Linked DNA regions of Homo sapiens: region 1 is linked to region 2. Evidence: chromatin contacts called from ENCODE Hi-C data. All regions are on one chromosome and are shown on one strand. Each heading gives the region's core, a stretch centred on a gene start or an enhancer-like site at or near the end of the contact. The rest is flanking DNA. Distances are from core to core; before and after follow the strand shown. Region 1 has its middle 16 kb from the start of SYTL2. Region 2 holds the start of DDIAS (DNA damage induced apoptosis suppressor).

What was found. Hi-C counts contacts between places; a loop is a spot of excess contacts on that map. Pooled maps may share reads with other maps.
Region 1: a pooled map shows a loop between it and region 2 (15-fold over the local background). The contact joins the enhancer-like site here to the promoter of DDIAS in region 2. A Hi-C loop is called at or near these places in 4 of 50 pooled maps.

What each region holds. Positions count from the first base shown.
Region 1 is chr11:85,824,964-85,828,422 of GRCh38, forward strand. It overlaps a transcript of SYTL2 not described here. Among named protein-coding and RNA genes, the nearest start is that of SYTL2, 16 kb to the left of the region's middle. Within about 2 kb of position 1,613, at least 10 of the 41 ENCODE cell types and tissues checked have a DNase peak (open chromatin) inside an H3K27ac peak, as active enhancers do.
Region 2 is chr11:82,900,178-82,903,755 of GRCh38, forward strand. It overlaps DDIAS (DNA damage induced apoptosis suppressor), which reads left to right and starts at 1,559. Exons shown (of 6, transcript NM_145018.4): 1 at 1,559-1,645. LOC124902602 reads right to left here and starts at 1,878. Exons shown (of 2, transcript XM_047427953.1): 1 at 1,871-1,878; 2 at 737-1,504. The coding sequence starts at 1,878. The coding sequence ends at 847. It overlaps PRCP (prolylcarboxypeptidase), which reads right to left and starts at 253. Exons shown (of 9, transcript NM_005040.4): 1 at 58-253. The coding sequence starts at 225. RefSeq lists enhancers at 1-28, 149-208, 359-458, 739-788 and silencers at 999-1,048, 1,099-1,188.

The sequences.
Region 1 (3,459 bases), core at 363-2,862, 2.9 Mb after region 2:
TACGTCCATCCCTAGGAAAAGGATGTCTGGATCATTAGTGCATTGCCCTGGGTTAAGAGGCTGGAGAATGAATGCTGCATAAATCAGTGTCACTTCCTTCTTTGTTCACTACGCCTAATACATAGCTTACTTATGTTTTGAAGTGCCTGATGCTGAGTGTGCAGCTCTAAAGGACCATGAGTTGGGAGGCCGAGGCGGGCGGATCACGAGGTCAGGAGATCGAGACCATCCCGGCTAAAACGGTGAAACCCCGTCTCTACTAAAAATACAAAAAATTAGCCGGGCGTAGTGGCGGGCGCCTGTAGTCCCAGCTACTTGGGAGGCTGAGGCAGGAGAATGGCGTGAACCCGGGAGGCGGAGCTTGCAGTGAGCCGAGATCCCGCCACTGCACTCCAGCCTGGGCGACAGAGCGAGACTCCGTCTCAAAAAAAAAAAAAAAAAGGACCATGAGGTTGAGTTATAGAGGGAAGAGAACATTTTCCTGGCTAGTTCCTAGAAGCTATTTTGCAACATGGAGCAACGGTTTGTGTTTCCAAGCAACTGGACTATCTATAGGAAGACCCCACAGGGGATGGGTAGGTGAGGAAAGACTGGAAAGAGCTGGGTCCCTGATCTCTAGCAAGATTTGGGGAAGAGGGTTGGAGCATAGCTCAGCCTAATCCACAACTAAAGTGTTAGGCAAGGAAACTGAGGCAGAAACACAACTGTATGGATTTGGGCAGCACAAAAATATCAAGAAAAAGGTGCATGAGATATCCTAGAAAGCATGAAGGCCCAGAGCCAGAGCAATGTTTTAACTGGAATCCAGGCTGTCATTTCCCGTTAGTGTAATCTTTCACAAATCTCTTAACTTCTCTAAGACTGTTTCCTTATGTATAAAATGGCACTAATCATGATTTCATAGGGATCTTGTGAGAATTAAGCAACGGAAATATTATTTTGTTAGATTGTAAGCTCCTTGGAAAGCAAAGAATGGGTCTTAGCAGCATAGCAACTGCCACGGAGAGAAAGAGTGTTTAATAAATGTGTACTAATAAGTGAAAAACTCTTAAGAAACTAATTCCAGATCCCATTCTCAGGTGAGGCTGAGGCTGCTAGTCTATTCACATTCTCTTTCTTATTACTCAAAGTGGAGTTCATGAACATTGATATTCCCTGGGAACGTCTTAGAAATGCAGGCTGTCTGGCCCCACCCCAGACCTATAATTTTGGCCAGATCCCCAGGTGATTCTTTTGACATTAAACATTGAAAAGCACTGCTTATGTCAGGATGCACAGGAGGACTGAGGAGGCCTGTCTCCTGCTGGAAGACATCTAGTGGCTGCAGCTGGGAGTGGCTGGGGAAGGCAGAGCTGTCAAGTAGTGTCCAAACTGATTCCCTAAATTAGGACCACTGTCTGTGAGGGTTTGGGCAGATGGCCAGGCTGCTCTGCATCAGAGGAGCCAGGCCCTCAATCCATCTGTGCAGAGACAGTCTGCAGATTCCATGTGTATGTGAGCAAAGGTTGAATTTCAGACCAGGAGCCTGGTCTTGAGGCAATGTCCAGAGGTCAAGGAGGCAAGAAATCAAGTCCAGGGGAGTCAGGTGAGAGAGAAGCTAAAACAGGCTGTGCTGGTCTAGGGAGCCAGCGTCTGGAGGACAAGGGGCTGGGGAGAAACAGAAAGCAAACAATTCTGCTGATACTTGCTGAGCCTCTAACGGTATGTCAGAGAGAGAGCTCTCACTTTAGGAGAAGTTGCTACCCATGCTCGTTTAACTCCCTTCAGCCTGGAGGTGGATGTGCTATAAAGCTCTAGTTCACAGTCGGCAGGGACTCAGCATCACAACATATTCACTCCTCGTGAAGGCAGGTATGAATCCTGCCGAAAGGTCTTCTCTCCTGCTGACATGAAGAGATGAACAGTGAAAGTGGGAAAGTGAAATTTCAGGGACCATTTCTGAAAGTTCTGTGAAAAACAGGCTAGCAAGTCCCAGGACCTTTGCTCACACCATAACCCTGAGTGTTTTCAGTCAGGAATGGGCTCCTCCTTAGGAGATAATAAGCCGAAGGACCCAGTAACCCAGAAAGCATAGTCTCAGGGAGATCAGCATGGAATACTATTATCCAAGGATGTCAGAGTCAGAGGGGACCTGGTGGCTTTCAATCATTTTTTTAATCCATGGAGCCCTGTCTTCCAATGTGATCTTACTCAGATCCCCAACATTTGAAATGGATATTAGCAATGCTGTTGTTACTGAGGCAGAAGTTGGATCCCAGAGCCATTCCCTTCCCACCTCTATTCCCCAAGGCCCTCTGAGGCCCCTAGGTGGACCCCACTGGATTCCATGGAGCAGTTGGGAAGCACTGCTCTGCACCGGTCCTAGCTTTAAAGAAATGAGGAAAAGGGATCCCATGATGACAAGGTCCTCCAGCATCTGGCACCAGCTCACCTCACTACCCCTATGGCTCCCTGTACTTTATCTATTGTGGTCTCTCTTCAGTCTTCACAATATGCCATTCATTCTTTTCTGGGCCTTTCCAGGGGCTGTTCTCTCTGCTGGAAGCACTCTCTGCTCCCCTCCATGCTTCTTTGTCTCCCCACCCCTAATTCCTGCCTGCCAACTCCTCCATATTCTATGGATCCTAGCAAAGGCCTGTTTTGTCCACTGTGGCCAGCACAGTGCCTTATAAATAGTAAGTTCTGGGTATCTGTCTCTTTTTTGAATGAGTGAATGAGCACACTTACAGGAAGCTTGTTCCATGTCTCCTAGCTAGCTCCAAGGTTCAGAAATGTTGACAGCCCCTCCACCCAGATATGGGGTAGTCATAAGAAAATCCTTGTCAAGTCTGTGTTGATTCCCACTCAGAGAGTTTTGACTGGAGTACAACAGTGTTAGGTTGAAGATCTAGGTAGTGATAAGAATGTGTTTAGCAAATGCAAAGTGAAACACACTCACAAAAAGTTGCTAGGCAACCTCAATGTGGCCATTGAGAGTTACTGGCAAATATCTGTTTCTTAGGATGACAGTTTTCAGACTTTATCTTAACCCTCTGCCATCCTGAGGGTTTGGAAATAAATAGGTCTTCAACCTCACTACTAGCTAACTGTAGTGACTACGTTTGGCATTCCTACTAGATTGTCTTCTAAAAGTTCCACAAGGAATTATTTATAACTTCCCTGATGGCAAAATACAGCCATAAAACATGCTGTTTGGTATTTCTCAGGCATCTCTGTGGTGGATGAATGAGTCACTCCCAGAAGACTTATCTGGCAGAAAAATGAACTAAATAAATATGAATTAATGTTATACTAAATTTTTTCTGCATATGCAAGCAGCTGCAAACACTAAGGTCAACATATTCCAAAATATGTTTGAATTATTAGTATGTAGGCAGTAAATGGTTAAGAAAAATGATCTCTTTAGATAGTATTACTCAAACATTACTTTTACAAGCTTTGTAGAATGATTCAACCGGT
Region 2 (3,578 bases), core at 309-2,808:
AGGGTCAGGGTTCCCGGCGGTTGGGCCTGGGACGGCGAAGCCCCCGCTCCCCCTTACCTTCTGTTGGAAGTAGAGAACCGAATAGTTCTTGGCTACAGCCGGGAGGGATGTGGGGTTGGTTGGCAAGTGTAGGCTGCCGAGGGCCCTTAAGGCCGGCCGGAGGGCTATGGTGGCCCAGGGCGCCAGAAAAGACAGAAGCAGGAGCAGGAGGGCTCGGCGGCCCATGGCTCAGGCTGGAGACTGCAGTGCGGGTGGGAGGGCGAAAAGGAGGCCAGCAGAAGCGCACAGGCTAAGCCCTGCCCAGCCTGCAGCTCCGCCCGCCGCAAAACAGCTCCTCCCAGGGGAAACCCAAAGCCAGCCAGCTCCTCAGAGACGCCGCCCAAGCCAGGTCACCACAGCCACTCCGCCCCCATCCCCGAGGACACCGCCTCCACTCCACTTTCCTCTCGTGCCATCTGCTCCTTAGCACTCACCTTCATTGCGGTCACACCCCAAGTCTGCCCTTATCATGCTAGGGCCTCTTCCTAACTCATCGCTGTAGCCCATGCTTTATCTATAGCGCCCCCGAAGCCCACCTGTCCTTCAGGTCACCCAATATCCCTACCATTATCATCACCACCAAACCCTGCCCTGGCCACCGCAATTCCATTGCGACACCTCCTGCCTTCCGCAAATCCTACGTAACGGCAATAACAGCTACCATGACAATTTATTGAAGGTTCACTACAGGCCAGTGTATCACGAGGCAGGGAGGCACACGCATCATCTCCTCTAACTAAATCGTCACAGCAATCTTGTGCGTCGTATATGATTGTTATTCCCATCTACAGATGTGGAAACTGAGGCTCAGAGAGGTGCGGGAACTTGCACTAGATCACTCAGCAGTGAGCGGAGCACGTCGTCGCAGACCGCTGGGTCCAGGTCCAAAGACTGTGCTCCTTGCACCCACCTCCATCTGGAGCCTAACCACTCCCTATGATACTCCGTTCTTGGGTCACCCCAAAACTGTGTTGCTCGCACAACCCATCCATTACACAGGTCGCCCCGGGTCCACATCGCCCCTAAATCCCGCCAGGTCCCGGTCCCTTCTTTCAAATAACGCCCCCTTTCTTCTCCGGCACCCGAAAACCCACTCCGCGCTCCACCCCCCTCCTGCCTCCTGCCACCGCCCCCTTCCTCCCTCCGCCCGTGGGTAGTGCTAGCCCCTAGGACAGCGCCGGGTCTGGCTTCCAAAGCTCCCTCAACCCTCTTCATCCAGCTTCCATTCCCTCTTTCAGTCACCCCGCCAGACCCCAGGGCGCTGCGGCTCACTCCACACTTTCCCGGGAACCCTACGCCCAGGAGGCTCAGCGAAGCTCCAAAACCAATTTTACGGACTGTACTACTGATCCACCTGTCGGGGAGAAAGACTCTACCCGCAGTTTGACGAAAATGGTCGTTTCCAGATGCTTGTAGGATTTCCTCGCTAAGCTCCACCCTCTGCGGCGCCTTCTTCTGATTGGCTCTGAGTAATCAGAGCCAAAGCGTTACTTCCGGCGGAAAAGGACGCGGGAGATTCGATTGGAAGGCTGCCGGCGTGCTACTGAGTTCGGCCGGTCCGAGTCACTGTGCGTCGCCTGGGCCCGTTCCTGGTCTTCTCCCCCAGGTGAGCTGGGTAAAGGGGTTCTCGGGAAGCCGAAGAGCCGGAGACTCCTAAGGAGGCTCTTAACTTCATTATGAATGAGACCCACCCAGAGCCCGGCGCTTGTTTTTTCACAAGTGGTTCTCTGTAAACGGGCAGCCATGAGGGTAACAGAATATAAACGTCAGTTATTTTATTTTAGACTCAGTGCTTTTGCAATCACCTAACGAACGTTTATTGAACACTTACAGTGCCATCGAGCTAGACTCGGAGTGAGCTTTTAGAATCGGAAATAGAGAGGAAAAGGCGCGACTCTTGCTTCTGTAATGTGCAAATACGTATTCAGTGGGCCACTGTGCAGAGTAGTACGTGCTGAAAGGGGATCTTCCAAAATGCTATGATGGCTTAGAAGGAACATATTTTAACTGAGCCATGTGCTTAAACCAGAGCTTGAAAGTTTTCTTCCTTTTCACATCCAGCCAGTCCCTACCAGCCTCTTGAATATCTCAGATCTGTTCACTTCTCTCCGTTTTTTACTGACATTATTTTGGTTCGACCCTATGACTGCTACATAGCTGTGACAGTAACCCCCCCCTCCCCCGCCGCCCCAGCTGGTTCTCCTGCTTTCAATCTTGCTACCTTCCAGTCCAGTCTCCACATTGCTGGGCTGATAAAGTTCATATTTGACCGAGGCACTCCCCATTGAAAACCTTTCAGTCGCTCCTATTTGCCCTCAGGTTTAAGCCCAAACTCTTTAACATGACTTACAGACTCTTTCCTATCTGACTTTTGCCTGGCTCTTCAGCCCTAGTGGTTTTCCACCGCTCCAGCCATATAGAATGTCTTTTGTGTTCCTGAAGTGCACTATCCTCCTTCTCACCCCAAACCGTCTTCTGACCCTGTCCCTGACCTGGCTAATTCTTAGTCAGTTTGCAAAGCCTTTTAAATCAGAAACCCTTTCCTGACCCCACAGGACTGGATCACAGAGCACCAAGTAATTATTTGTTTATTCTGCAGATAGTTAAATGCTTCTTTCGTCTGTGCCAAGAATTGCTAGGTACTGAGATCCAATGATGAACAAGGTAGATTCCTGTTCTAATGGAACTTACCTTTTATGGATGGAATTAAGGAGAATTTACAAGGAAACTATGTGAATTAGACTGGTCTAAGAAGACCTTTCCAAGGAGTTGATACTGATGCCTAAAAGATGAGCGTGATCCAACCATGCAAAAGAGGGAAAGAAAAACATTCTAAACAGAGTGAACAGGTTGTGCAAACGTCCTGAGGCAGGAAAGAGCTTGACATGTTAATGTTCAAGAATCTAAGGAAAGACCAGTATAGCTGGAATATATTTAGAAAGGACAGTTGTATGAGATGAGTCTGGAAAGATGGGCAGAGACCGGATCATGGTTAGGAGGTTAATCCAGCACCATAAACAGGAGATAATGGTGATTTGGATTAAGATGATGGCAGAATATATGAGGGAAAAGTGAATGATGGTTTCTAAGTATGGAAGTAGATTCAAGTACCTTCTGATGAGTGTGATGTGGGATATGAAGGAAAGGGAGGAATGACAAATGACTCCTAGGTATCTGGTTTGAGTTACTGGTTAGTGAGTAGTACCATTTACTGAGATGTGACCTTCTCCATCCCTGTAATAAATGTCTCATAAATGATATCAATGGAAAAACTGTATCGTACTAAGATTTTCCTGGTTCATGTTTTTAAAGCATTTTTCATCAGTATTTCTCCTTTCACTGAAGATTTTGTCTCTTTGTTTTTTTGCTTACTTAATTTTCACTCTCCTGCCTGCCTCTCTTACTTTTCTAGAATTTTCGTGTCAATGTTACTAAATTATTTTTTAGGGACTTATTATGACTGCCTTTAGAAAAATTAAACAAGTATGTGCCATTGGAGGAGACCATTAGACAGTGTTAAGAAAACAATTCAAAACAGC